2 separate regions of the Homo sapiens genome follow, and region 1 is linked to region 2. The links are chromatin contacts, found by Hi-C or POLR2A ChIA-PET in ENCODE. All regions are on one chromosome and are shown on one strand. The core of a region is the stretch at or near the end of the contact, and the rest is flanking DNA. Distances in the headings are between cores, read along the strand shown.

Evidence for each region. Hi-C counts contacts between places; a loop is a spot of excess contacts on that map. ChIA-PET counts read pairs that join two places held with the same protein, here RNA polymerase II (POLR2A). Pooled maps may share reads with other maps.
Region 1: a loop to region 2 is called in a pooled map, with 3 times the contacts of the local background. The contact joins two enhancer-like sites. A Hi-C loop is called at or near these places in 2 of 168 maps with a recorded cell type or tissue (OCI-LY7 and astrocyte of the cerebellum), 2 of 37 single-sample maps with no recorded cell type and 2 of 50 pooled maps. POLR2A ChIA-PET finds 5 or more read pairs at or near these places in 2 of 52 experiments (MCF 10A and activated T-cell).

The regions. Positions count from the first base shown.
Region 1 is chr1:229,838,911-229,845,724 of GRCh38, reverse strand. All of the region lies in intron 3 of LOC105373162 (a long non-coding RNA gene), which reads left to right. Among named protein-coding and RNA genes, the nearest start is that of LINC01682, 44 kb to the left of the region's middle. Within about 2 kb of position 4,329, at least 2 of the 41 ENCODE cell types and tissues checked have a DNase peak (open chromatin) inside an H3K27ac peak, as active enhancers do.
Region 2 is chr1:229,688,325-229,694,701 of GRCh38, reverse strand. It overlaps the pseudogene KIAA1191P3. Among named protein-coding and RNA genes, the nearest start is that of URB2, 65 kb to the right of the region's middle. Within about 2 kb of position 1,366, at least 13 of the 41 ENCODE cell types and tissues checked have a DNase peak (open chromatin) inside an H3K27ac peak, as active enhancers do.

The sequences.
Region 1 (6,814 bases), core at 3,080-5,579, 150 kb before region 2:
CCAGATCTTGGCAAAGGAAAGTGTCAATTCCCAATTCTCTCTGCAAAACACAACTCTAAGAAGTACAAGGGACTTGAGCTCCCAGTCAAAAGTCACTAAATATATGAGGAAGTAAGTCACCATGAGAAAGTCAGCAGAAGCTACAAACCACAAAATAAGTACTGCAAAAACAACAGGTATGGCAATCATCAGATACAGAAAAAAAAAAATCTATTATTACATTTAAAGAAATACCAGGGAATTTCAGAAAAATATCTAAGTGAAGAACAAAAGACTATAAAATCACTAGGTAGATCCTAAAAGTACCAAGCAAAACTTCTAAAAAGGGAAAATATAATTGATATTAGAAACTCAATGAATGACTTAAATAACGTATCAGATTCAAAGAGAAAATTGGTGAACTGGAAAGTAAATATTAAGAAATAGCACACAAAATGAGACAAACAGAGAACATGAAAAAGAGGTATCAACGGAAATAAATCACCAAGAAAGAAGACCCAAAATATATGTTTTTAGAACATCAGAAGAACATAATAGAAACAGCAGAGAAAAGCCACACTTTGTAGAAATAATGACCAACAAATTTCTAGAATTGATGAAAGACACCAATCCTTAGATTCAGCAACACCAAGGAATCTCAAGAACAATAAACAATAAGAAATGAACACTCAGTCTGCAAAACTCTAAACAGTGCCTGTGAAGCAGAATAACATACATCAGTATCAATCCCTGTGAGGGGAACACTGTGTACCTGTTGCTAATCCTAGAGGAACACTCAAAAGTCCTTGCATTTTCTGCTAAGGTTCCTAGATATGGCAGGCTTCCAGGTCTAGCAGGAGGTTTTGCACTAGCCCGGCTGTCCCAGTGAGTCTGGTGAGATGGAACTGTCACACAAGTCAGGCAAAGCAGATTTACAACTCACAGGTGAGCAGCAAAGATAAACAGAAGCCGAGGATCCATGGCAAACCAGTCCCTCGGGTTCAGGAAAGCTGCCCAGGGCAGATGGAGTCTTGTCTACACGTGCCTCACTTCGCATCCCAGCCGAGAGACCCTGAAAGGGCTGTGTTTTGGTTTTTATACCCCAGGGGCAACATGGTTTGCTGAGCCCAAGCTTTGCAGGATATCCTGTTCTAGGAAGATGTCCTGGATGGATAAATCCCAGCCTGTTTCAGATGGTTCCTGCTTATCTCAGGGTGTTGCATTCTCAGTACCTTCTCTCTGAGAATTGCAGGCAAGAGGGGAGAGAGCTGGGTTGGCCAAGAAAAATTTGGAGATTTGCCTCCTGCCATGCCTTCCCTCCACACCAAAGACACTAAAAGCACTAAAAGTCGATGGAAAGAAAAGCAGATTATCAACAAAAAGAATGACAATTTCATAAAATCAACAGCAGTAATGGTATCCAGAAAACAATACAACAATATTTTCAATATCCTAAGGGAAAGTTCTGGTTTTACGAGACTGCATAGGCTAATAACAACTGAGCCAAGATATCACCGACTTTTTACACAAAGATTTATTTTATGTTTGTCCAAAATCTCCTATTAATCAAGTGACTCTCCAGGACATTGTGTACCATACAGTGAGTGACTCATCAATCCAGGCTGCCTACATCTTGAGGCTCCACCATCTCAACACATGGCCTGCAGAATCACCAGAGAAGGAGAAGAGCTAAAGGGTCATGCTGGAGATGCTCACTGTGCCTCAGTCCAGAAATGACACCTGTGGCTCCGGCTCCCAGTCCATCAGCCAGAGTGACTCACAGGGCTCCACCCAGCTGCAAGGGAAGATGTTGCAGGGGAGGGGAAGAGCATGTGAATGTTCAGGAAGCACTGAAACTCCTGCCACTCTTCCAAGGACAAAGGCAAAGTAAAAACATATACTGATAAACCAAAACTGTTAGAATCTGTTACCAACTGATTCTCATGAAAGGAACTTCTTTAATAAGACAGCATTTAGGAATAGGGAAAATGATCCCTCCCACCAAAAGGTCGGAGGTGCAAAAAAAAGATGGTGAACAAAGAAATGGCAGCCATGTGAAAATTAAGTAATTACTGACTGTATCAAACAATAGCAATGATACTCAATTTGTAGGATTAAGAAAAAGCTCAAGCTGGAAACGAAATTCTAGACAAAAGCAGCATAATCCTGGAGGGATATGACTAACAGTACAGTGTTTTATGGTCCTTTTACTGTTCTAGAGGACTCTGTCAAGTTAAATATAGATATTAAAATATCTAGGGTAACCACCAAAATAACAGAACTAAAATGCATAATTTTCAAACTTTTAGAGGGAGGAAAAAGTGAAATGAGAGAAGAATAATTCAATCAGTCCAATAAAAGACAAGAAAGGATGAGGGCAGGGGGAATGGAGAGACAAGATAGGACAGGAGTACAAAATAAAATCATATGAATAAATAAAATTATTTTAAAATTATGGTTTTTTTATTTTTCTTATATAAATGAATAAAATTATATCAATAATTGAAACAAGTGTAAATGGGCCAAACTCTTAAACTAATAAGCAAAGATTATCATTCTTGTTTTCCTAAGTCCAGCAATACACTATCTATAAGAGCTGTATCTAATCACAATGAGTAAACACTTACGTGGTCCTCACCATGTGCCAAGCACTGTTCTGTTCTGACTACGCCGTATTTATCTATTTAATCTTCCCAATAGCCCAGTGAGACAGAGACTGTTTTGATAAGAAAAGTAAATCATAAGGACACTGTGGGAGGCCACGGCAGGCTGATTGCTTGAGCCTAGAAGTTCAAGACCAGCCTAGGCTACATGGCAAAACCCCATCTCTCCAAAAAAATACAAAAATTGGCCAGGCGTGGTGGCATGTGCCTATAGTCCCAGCTACTTGGGAGGCTGAGTTGGCAGAATCGCCTGAGCTTGGGAAGTTGAGGCTGCAGAGAGCCGTGACCATGCAGCTACACTGCAGCCTGGGCAACAGAGTGAGACCCTGTCTCAAAAAATAATAATAATAATAAAAGTTAATCATAAGGAAGTGAAATAATTTGCCTGAGATTAAATAACTAATGAGAGTGTGATTTGAACCCAGGAAGGCCCCTCCTAGAGCCCATACATTTAGCCTTTGTATTACACCACCTCTTAACCCCAGAAAGGGTGAAAACGAAGTAACACTGAAAGATATACCAGGTAATATTAACCAAAAGAAAGCTGACATCATGACATTTATATCAGACTTTAAGGAGAAAAGCATTATCAGCAATAAAGAGATAAAAAAATAAAGATCACAAGAAGATTTAATAATTCCGGGCTGGGCATGGTGGCTCACACCTGTAATCCCAGCACTGTGGGAGGCCAAGGTGGGCGGATCACTTGAGGTCAGGAGTTCAAGACCAGCCTGGCTGAAATGGTGAAACCCCATCTCTACTAAAATTCAGAAATTAGCCAGGCAACATGGCGGGTACCTGTAATCCCAGCTACTCGGGAGGCTTGAGGCAGGAGAATCACTTGAACCTGAGAGGCGGAGACTGCAGTGAGCTGAGATCGTGCCATTGCACTCCAGCCTGGGTGACAGAGTGAGACTCCATCTCAAAAATAATAATAATAATAATAATTCCAAACTTCTATGCCCTTTATAACATAACTTCAGAATACATAGATTATCCAGTCTGTCCCTGGATCTAAGGGAAAGAAAAGAGCATAGAGTAAAAATGGACAAAACTACAAAGAGAGGTTGACAAATACACTATCACAGTGAGATTCTTTAACATACCTCTCTCAGTAGACAGAAAACCAATAAGGCTATAGAACATTTGAACAAGCTTGATCTGTTGGAGACATATGAAACATAGCACCCAACAACTCAAGAATACAAATGCTTTTCCATGTATATATGGAACATTCATAAAAATTAATCACATACTAGAACAATAAAACACAAAGAACAAATTTCAAAGCATTATCCAAACCATGGTTTCTGATCACAATGCAACTACCTTAGAAATCAATAATAATAATACACAGCTAAAAATAGTGGTTTGACCAGAGGGTAGACAATTCAGATGAAGAATGTGCCAAGTTAAACTAAGAAAGTAGCACTAGGAATAGAAAAAAAAAAGAGGATGGATTCTATAGATATGTCTAATATTGGCAAAGAAGGAGTTGAGGAGATTGCCAAGGATTATAGCTCAGACAACTGGAGGTTGGCAGCAGAGCCACTAATCAAGAAGTGGGGAAATCTGCGAAAGAAGAACGTGTGAGGGAAGAAGTGAAAGTGATATCAGCTACTGCAAGGAGTTGAAACAGGATGAGGGCTAGAAAACAGGACATTAGCCCTGCCTTCAGCGAAACTAATTTCATCAGTGCATAAAGCCGTGGGTGCCAAATCCAGACAGGACTTGTTTGAGGAGTGAACCGGAGGCAAGGAATGAGTCAGTAAGTGTGGATCTCCCTTTTAAGAAAGTTAACAAGGAAATAATTTAATAAGGAATTGTATAAGAATTTCTTTCTTTTCTTTTCTTTTCTTTTTTTTTTTTTTTGAGACACAGTCTCACTCTGTGGCCCAGGCTGGAGTGCAGTGGCACAATCTCGGCTCACTGAAACCTCCGCCTCCCAGGCTCAAGCGATTCTCCTGCCTCAGCCTCCCGAGTAGCTGGGGTTACAGGCATGTGCCACCATGCCCGGCTAATTTATGTATGTATATATATATATATTTTTTTTTTAGTAGAGACTGGGTTTCACCATGTTACCCAGGCTGGTCTCAAACTCCTGAGCTCAAGTGATCTGCCCACCTTGGCCTCCCAAAGTGCTGCCCACCTTGGCTCCCAAAGCATAAACCACCACACCCAGCCAGGAATTATATAAGAAATGTAATAAGGAAAGAGGGATATGGGAAGAGTCAGAATGCTAAAGAGGGAAGGATTTATTGTGTTTTCTAATTAATATTTAGAAAATAGATTTGGGGGTACAAGTGCAGCTTTGTTACATAGATATATTGTGTAGTGGTGAAGTCTGGGCTTTCACTGTAACCCTCGCCCAACAGTGTACACTGTACTCATTAGGTCCTTTTTCATCCCTCACCTCCACCACCCTCCCACCCTTCCGAGTCTCCAATGTCTATTATTCCATACTCTATTTCCACATGTACACATTTGGATACACATTTAGCTCCCACTTACAAGTGAGAACATGCAGTATTTGACTCTGTTTCTGAGTTATTTCACTTAAGATGATGGCCTCCAGTTCGATTTATGTTGCTGCAAAAGATATGTTATTCTTTTTTGTGGCTGAGTACTATTCCATGACACACGCAGACACACACACACACACACACACACACACACACTCATCACATTTTCTTTATCCAGTCATCCATTGATGGACACTTAGGTTGATTCCATATTTTTGCTATTGTGATTAATGCTGCAATAAACATATGAGTGCAGGTATCTTTTTGATATAATGATTTCTTTCCCTTTGGGCAGATACCCAGTAGTGGGATTCCTGGATTAAATGGTAGTTCTATTTTTAGTTCTTTGAAACATCTCCATACTATTTTCCATAGGGGTTGTACTGATTTACCTTCCCACCAGTAGTGTACAAGCATTCTCTTTTCTGTTTCCTCACCAGCATCTGTTATTTTTTGACTTTGTCATAATTGCCTCTGTTTGTGTTAAACGGGAAGACTTGAGAGAGTCAAAAGTAAAATAACTATGTACACAGCCACTAGGGGCTTCAGTGATCCCCTCCAACAGCTGCCCTCCATCATGACTGCATGCCACCCTGCTCACCGCCCTTTAATTCTTGTGGGGTTGTGGGGCTGGAGAGATGCTGCTGAGCCTGTTCCTGTCCTCTACCATCCCCAAACCCGATTACCAGCCCCTTCCCCTTCAACAGCTCCCTGCCCTTTCTAAATCCCAATGCTGGAGTCATGCCAACACTGGTGACAACCCCCAAGTTGAATAAAAATTGAGAGAACTGTAGTTCTCAGTTGCAAGGAAAAGAAAAGCCCCAGAGTAAGACGGGGTGTGGTGAGGTACCGGACAGAAGGAAGGTGGGTGCATCGTATCCTTGGGAAGACGCATTGCTCTTTCTGGTCCCAAATGATTGGTCTTTCTAAAAACTACTGCGGGATTGAATGGGTTGTGGTGGGATGGGACAATAAAATTCTCATTTTAACATATGCAGGCAACTTGAAAATGGTATTGTATCGGAGCCAAGCATGGGCTCTCGCTAAAATTAAGGATGCACGTATTAGACTTCTTCTTTTGTAGTAGCAGGATGTTAGGAACAAGCACAATGCCTTGGAGGATAATGAAAGTACAGTGTGCAGAAGAGGAACCTGAAATTGTTATAATTATCATGGTAATTGTTAGTCAACCTCCTAAAGCAGGAACACAATGGAGCCAAATTATGTTACCTTCAAGTGATGATCTGGTTCCTTTCCCATTTCTTTGTTTCATTGTTTCCTCCCCAAGTCCCCTATTCTGGTGTTCCCTCCCGCTCCCTGGCCGACTCAGACCTTCTCCTCCGTGCTCCTTGTGCCCTTGCCTTTGTCAGGGATGGCTCACAAACTATTTTAATAATGTTTTTCTTATTAAAATTTAATATATGTGCATTGTGCACATTTTATAAAATATGTTTATCGTAGAAAAGTAAAAAGAAGAAAATAACAATCATCTATAATCCTGACCACCCAGAGATACTCACTGAGTGTTAACATTTTCATGTATGTAATTCTCTTCTTTCTTATGTGTACTCTCTCTATACCTATACGTATATGTCTATATATAAAACTTTATTAACATAATAGCTGGCACCAGAATTGCTCTTCAGAAGA
Region 2 (6,377 bases), core at 117-2,616:
TTCATGGGAAAACCTAAAGTGTTCTGTCTCCATAGAGCTAGATGTTCATCAAATCCAATTACCTCTCCCAGCTGCACCGCTCACCAGGAGGCAGGGCTCTGCTGGGGACAAAGAGAGGCAGAGGAAGCAGACTGTCCCCAGCCCCGCTTCCTGCTGCAAATTAAGCCAGGCATCGACTGTGCCGACTCACCACCTGGCTGCTGCCACAACAGCAGCTGCAGCCTGTTAGCACTGAAGAGTTTCTCTCCCAACTATTCCCATTAGTGTGGCCAGCGAGGGGGAGGATGAGTAAGTGTCTGTGCTCAGCTTGGGGCTCTGGCTCCTGCTGTCTCTTCACTGGGCTCTGACCTCCAGGGGCTGGGCGGGACATCCAAGCGTCAGAAGCCAACATAGGCCTGCTGACTCCCAGAGTTCGGCGCCTAACTTGGAGACAGGGCAGCAGAAGAGATTCTCAGCCCTGGCTGCCAAGCATTGCTCAAGAAGCTTCAGATTCAGAGAGACTGGGTAAGGCGGCCCCTCTGGGTCTGTAAAGCACCACTGTGATTCCAAAGCACAGCCAGGGTCAGCACTTCACCGATCTGTATTCACCAGCTGTCCTGCACATGTGTCTTTGATAGGACATGTGGGAAAGACATTAGGCCCTTCCAGCTCCCAGTAACTAAATATAGTCCTTCACATATCTCAGGGTAAGGCACTCTGTACCTTTTCAAACTGCTTTCATATACCTTGTCTCATTTGAGCCTGTGAGCAAGGGGAGGAGGCCGCTGAAACCCCAAGGTGCACTGAACGCCCCTGATGCCTTTAATCACGCAGCCAATTAGAGGCAAGGTTGGAACTATGCACCTTGTCTCCCTGGCTCGTGGTCTGATATTTCTCATGGCTATCATGTAGCCAGGCAAAGATCCTATTAGTATGGTTATGCTTTCAATTATTCAATACTTCTGTGTTACAATACACTGCTTATGTGGAACTGCTTGTAAGTGGCCATCATTGACTTCACCGATGAATCTGCTCCCCCTGTGTTGGAGAAAGTACCGAGTCATTGCCTCTAACCCCTAGCAAATGTAAAATACCTTTGCAATAGCTGGAAAAAGAAAATCACTGATGCCGACAGAATCTCCTTCATTCTCATAGACTAGGTAACAAAAGGGGAAGAAATCATGTCAGCTGAAAGATCTGGGGAGAAATCGATTTGGGACTGCTAGAATCACAGGAAGTTTTTGTTGAAGGATCAGAAACCCACGCAAGCCAGCTCAAGCAAAAGGTTTATTGTACAAGACACAGAGCGATGTAACAGAACCCAGCTGTAGGAAGTGCAGCTGGGTCTCCAGGGAACCAGAGAATGAATGGCAACCGTTTCTCAAGCCACATCATCTCTCATCTTGGCTTCTCTCTGTACACCTGCTCCCATATCCTCCCTATGGGCTGGCTTCCCCTTGCTGTTCAGGGTTTCTGCTCCTTCACAACTTCAGTTTGCTTATTGCTTTGTCTAAGTAAGCCTCACCATGAAACTTGACTCTACATAACTGTACTTGGAACCTATAGCTAATCAAGTCAGTCCCCGGAACTGGAAGCATCCCTATTCCAGATCCTCAGGGAGAGGATCTGACTGTTTGGCTGGGCTGGCAGGGCCCACCCCACTGTCCACTCATCTGATTCCAGGAAGGATTGAGTCTCATGGGATGCTGCCTAGATCTAAGCTGGCAATGGGGATGACAGGTAAAGAGACCAGTCACTTAGAACTGAGCCAAGACAAACTCAGATGACTCTATCCCAGGAAGAAAGGCAAAGCCTCCCTTCTGAAAGCCATTCAACAAGCAGGTCATTGAAGTGTGTTGGAACACAGGTTAGAATAATAAATAATAGGCTGGGTGTGGCGGCTCACGCCTGTAATCCCAGCACTTTGGGAGGCCAAGGTGGGTGGATCACCTGAGGTCAGGAGTTCAAGACCAGCCTGGCCAACATGGCGAAACCCTGTCTCTACTAAAAATTTAAAAATTAGCTGGGCATGGTGGTGCATGCCTGTAGTCCCAGCTACTTGGGAGGCTGAGACATGAGAATTGCTTGAACCTGGGAGGCAGAGGTTGCAGTGAGCCAAGATCGCACCACTGCACTCCAGCCTGGGTGACAGAGCGAGACTCCGTCTGAAACAAACAAACAAAAAAGAATGATAATAATGTGTGAAAAACCAGGACGCACAATCTACGGGACCACATTCTCACTGAGGAAGTGGTTTTCTAGAGCAGTGACTATATAATCCTTTTAGTAGGTGAATCAGTCAAGCAGGTCAAAATACCTCATTTCCCAACAAACCTTACAAGAAAAAAAGCCCTGCCAGATTAAACAAGAATATGAGTCTCTTCTAGACGAGATTCTGAAAACCCAGATAAGTAAGAAAAACACTGGACCAGGACTCCGAAATCCCGAGTTTTCATTCAGGCTTTGTTATGAATTTTTCATCTGGTGGCCCTTCCTTCTTCATTTAGCTAACTTCTCATCAAGACTCAGCTCCCAGGGCTGAGGCCGGTGACTTACTCCTGTCATTCCAGCACTTTGGGAGGTCAAGATAAAAGGATTTCTTGAGGCCAGGAGTTTGAGACCAGCCTGGGCAATATAGTGAGACCCTCTGTCGGCAGAAAATTTTAAAAATTATCCAGGTGTGGTGGTGCATGCCTGTATTCCTAGCTACTCAGGACACTAAGGCAGAAGGATCGCTTGAGCCCAGGAGTTGGAGGTTACAGTGAGCTGTGATGGCACCACTGCATCTAGCCTGGGCAACAGAGTAAGACCTTGTCTCAAACAAACAAACAAAAATGCTCAGTTCCAGGAAGTTCCTGCTCTGTGCTCCCACAGGACCATCTACATGCCTCCATCATGGCAGCTCCCCATTGTCCTAAAATTGTTTGCCTACCGTCTGTTCTCTCACTGGAAGTACATTCCTCTAGCATGGATCCTCTATGTCCTCAGTTATACCCCCATGTGTTCTGCCGTACTTGACATATAGTACTCAATAAATGTTTTTCAGCTGAACTGACTATGAGAAGATATTTATCTGAGCTGCAAATCAAGGCACACACACTGTTGTCTGGCTGAAAACCTCGAGCCCTTTGTGGTAGGAGATTGGGTACCACTTGATAGACAGTAGAGAACACAGGGACAGCCAGTACTCTAAAGCATAGCCAGCCCCGCCTGGGACACTGATGTATCCGCCTGCCGTATGTGAAAAGAGATAAAATTTTAGCACCTTCCAAATGTACTGTGCTAAGAATAAAAGTTAAGCCCTGCAAACTGAGTCATATAACATGACCGTTCTTTTCCTCTGGTGCATGACCATTGCTTCCTGACTTTTGTGTTGAGATGTTACATGCCAACCAGACTTCCCATTCTTCATTCAAACCTACACAAAATGATGCTGGAGACCTTGTGGTTGTTATCTCCCTACAATAGGATGTTAAGCCACCCCCTTAGCGTGGAATCGATAGTAGCCAATCAAATCTTATATCTGCATGTTAGCCTCTCTATGGAAAATGCTGTGATTCCATTCAACACTTCCATTTTTGACCTCATAAGCAGCCCTCACTTTTCCCCACACCAGGACACCAGGAGCACCAATCACCATTCTTTGGTGTCCACGTGTCCTGAGATGGCCACCCTGACAGTGCACTTGAATAAACTCTCTTAACTGGGTCCTGAGCCTTTTGATTATTTCAAACTGCCAAATATTAGGAAGAAAATGTGCATATTCTCAAACTAAAAATGAATAAAGCCACACCACCACTGATGCTTTTCAAGATATATTTTATTACAAAAGAAAGTTTGAATGTAAAAACAAATACAGCAACGTCAGCACAATGGCAGAGTATGACCCTCCAAGCTCTTCTCCCCCAACAGAAACTTTCTTTTTTTGGAGACAGGGTCTCACTCTGTCACCCAGGCTGGAGAGCAGTGGTGTAATCTTGGTTCACTGCAACCTCCACCTCCTAGGCTCAACAGAAATATATTTTTTTACAGCAGAAACTTAAAAAAAAATGTTTCTATTGAGCCCAGGAGGTGGAGGTTGCAGTGGCTCACGCCTGTAATCCCTTTGGGAGGCCGAGGTGGGTGGATCACTTGAGGCCAGGAGTTTGAGACCAGCCTGGCCAACGTGATGAAACCCTGTCTCTACTAAAAATACAAAAATTAGCTGGGTGCGGTCGGTGGCGGGGGTGCTTGTAATCCCAGCTACTCGGGAGGCTGAGGCAGGAAAATCGCTTGAACCCGGGAGGCAGAGGTTACAGTGAGCCGAGATCGTACCATTGCACTCCAGCCTGGGCGACAGAGCGAGACTCCGTCTCAAAAAACAAACAAACAAACAAACAAACAAACCAACCATTTGTAACTACTTTAAAAAATAGTCTAATGTTTATAGCAACCACGTAAGGGCTGAGTACAGAAAAAGACACTTCAAAACCATAGCAGGGGGGCAGTGTTGTCTGCTGGGTCCTGGAGACCTTCGGTGTTGCCACTGCTCTCACCATGCCTTCAGTCCAGACTGCGTCACAGCCTCTCGGGAGACGTGGGCCCTCAGAACCTCTTTAGCGCTGGACTCCAGGCCGCAGGCAGCCCAGCAGCAGCAGCAGCAGGATAGCAGAACCTCTGGATGCACTCTTCCTGGGAAGCTTTGCTAATTTGCAGCTGCTGCACTGTGTTCCTCATTAACATCTGTCAGCTTAGTCATTACATCATTTCACTGTGGTGGGAGGGACTCAGCTCAGAATTCTATATATATGGAAAAAGCACCTGGGTCCCAGTCTTTCACTGGCTTCAACACAACCAGAAGTGCCTGCTCTTGAGGCTGGGTGGGCTTCTAGGAAAGATGTCCCTGCCCATCAGGATAAACTGCTGGGCATCCAGCTATGATGATGCCCTCGAGGACCCTGTGCCCATGACTCCTCCATCGGACACGGGCAGCGTCCACTGGAAGCCAGTGATTCCAGAGTGCAAGTATCAGTGCCTCACCAAGGAGGAGGAAGGAGAGACCAGCCTACCCGCCCCTGCCATGACCCTGTCATTGACAGTGTGACACAGTCCCAGTGGTGAAGTCTAAAGCTACCCATATCATCATGAATTCTCTGTTCACAAAACAGACCCAGGAAAGTACTCAGCATTTTGGGCGACAGGCAGGGTTGAGAGGTGCTGGCTACACACCACACAAGGGCCTCACCGCAGAGGAGACCAAGTACCTTCGAGTGGCGGAAGTGCTCCACCAACTAAAGCTACAGAGTGGAGAGAGAACAAGAGAAGAGAGGCAGCCTGCATCAGCCCAGTCAGCCCCAAGCTGCACTCCTCACTCTTCCCCTGAGCAGAGACCCAGAGGCTGGTTCACTTCTGGTTCTTCCACAGCTTTACCTGGCCCAAATCCCAGCACCATGGATTCTGGAAGTGGAGATAAGGACAGAAACTTGTCAGATAAGTGGAGCCTCTTTGGACCGAGATCCCTTCAGAAGGATGATTCTGGAAGTTTTGCCACCCAGGCCTACCAAGGAGCCCAGAAGCCCTCTCCAGTGGAACTGATCCATGCCCAGGCCAACCACATGACTAGAGATCCAGCAAACTTGAAGCCGCCCAAGATGGACATCCCAGTGATGGAAGGGAATAAACAGCTGCCACGGACCCATCATCTCAAACCCGGTGACTTGAATGTGCTCACACCCACTGGCTTCTAGAGTGCTTTCTCTTCCAGTCCTCTGGTAAAGAGGGTTTCTTGCCCCACTCCCCTTTTAACTTGGCTCTCTCTCTATATATATATATGTTTTGTTTTGTTTTGTTTTGTTTTGAGATGGAGTCTTGCACTGTCGCCCAGGCTGGAGTGCAGTGGCACAATCTTGGCTCACTGCAACCTTTGCCTCGCAGATTCAAGTGATTCTCCTGCCTCAGCCTCCTGAGTAGCTGGGATTACAGGTGCCCACCACCACGCCTGGCTAATTTTTGTATTTTTAGTAGAGACAGGGTTTCACCATGTTGGCCAGGCTGGTCTTGAACTCCTGACCTCAGGTGATCCGCCCTCCTTGACCTCTGAAAGTGCTGGGATTACAGGAATGAGCCACCATGCCTGGTCAGAAAGGTATATTTTTAAAAACCTGTTAATTAGAGGCCAGAGCTGGAGACATTATTGGTGTTTGAGAAACATTAGTACAAAGCTTGCCCTTGTTGTGTGGAAGAAGCCATTTTGTACTGCTTTAAAGCTAGACTATATCACTTCGGCAGTGATGTGTGGGGGACCTCATTACCTAGTTTTTCATCATTTACCCTAGATAAGAACTTTAAGAGATGCTCACTGACTCGCTGAGATGACTCTGGCCCTCTTGACGACTGGCACTGTGCTCCAGCCTTGTCAC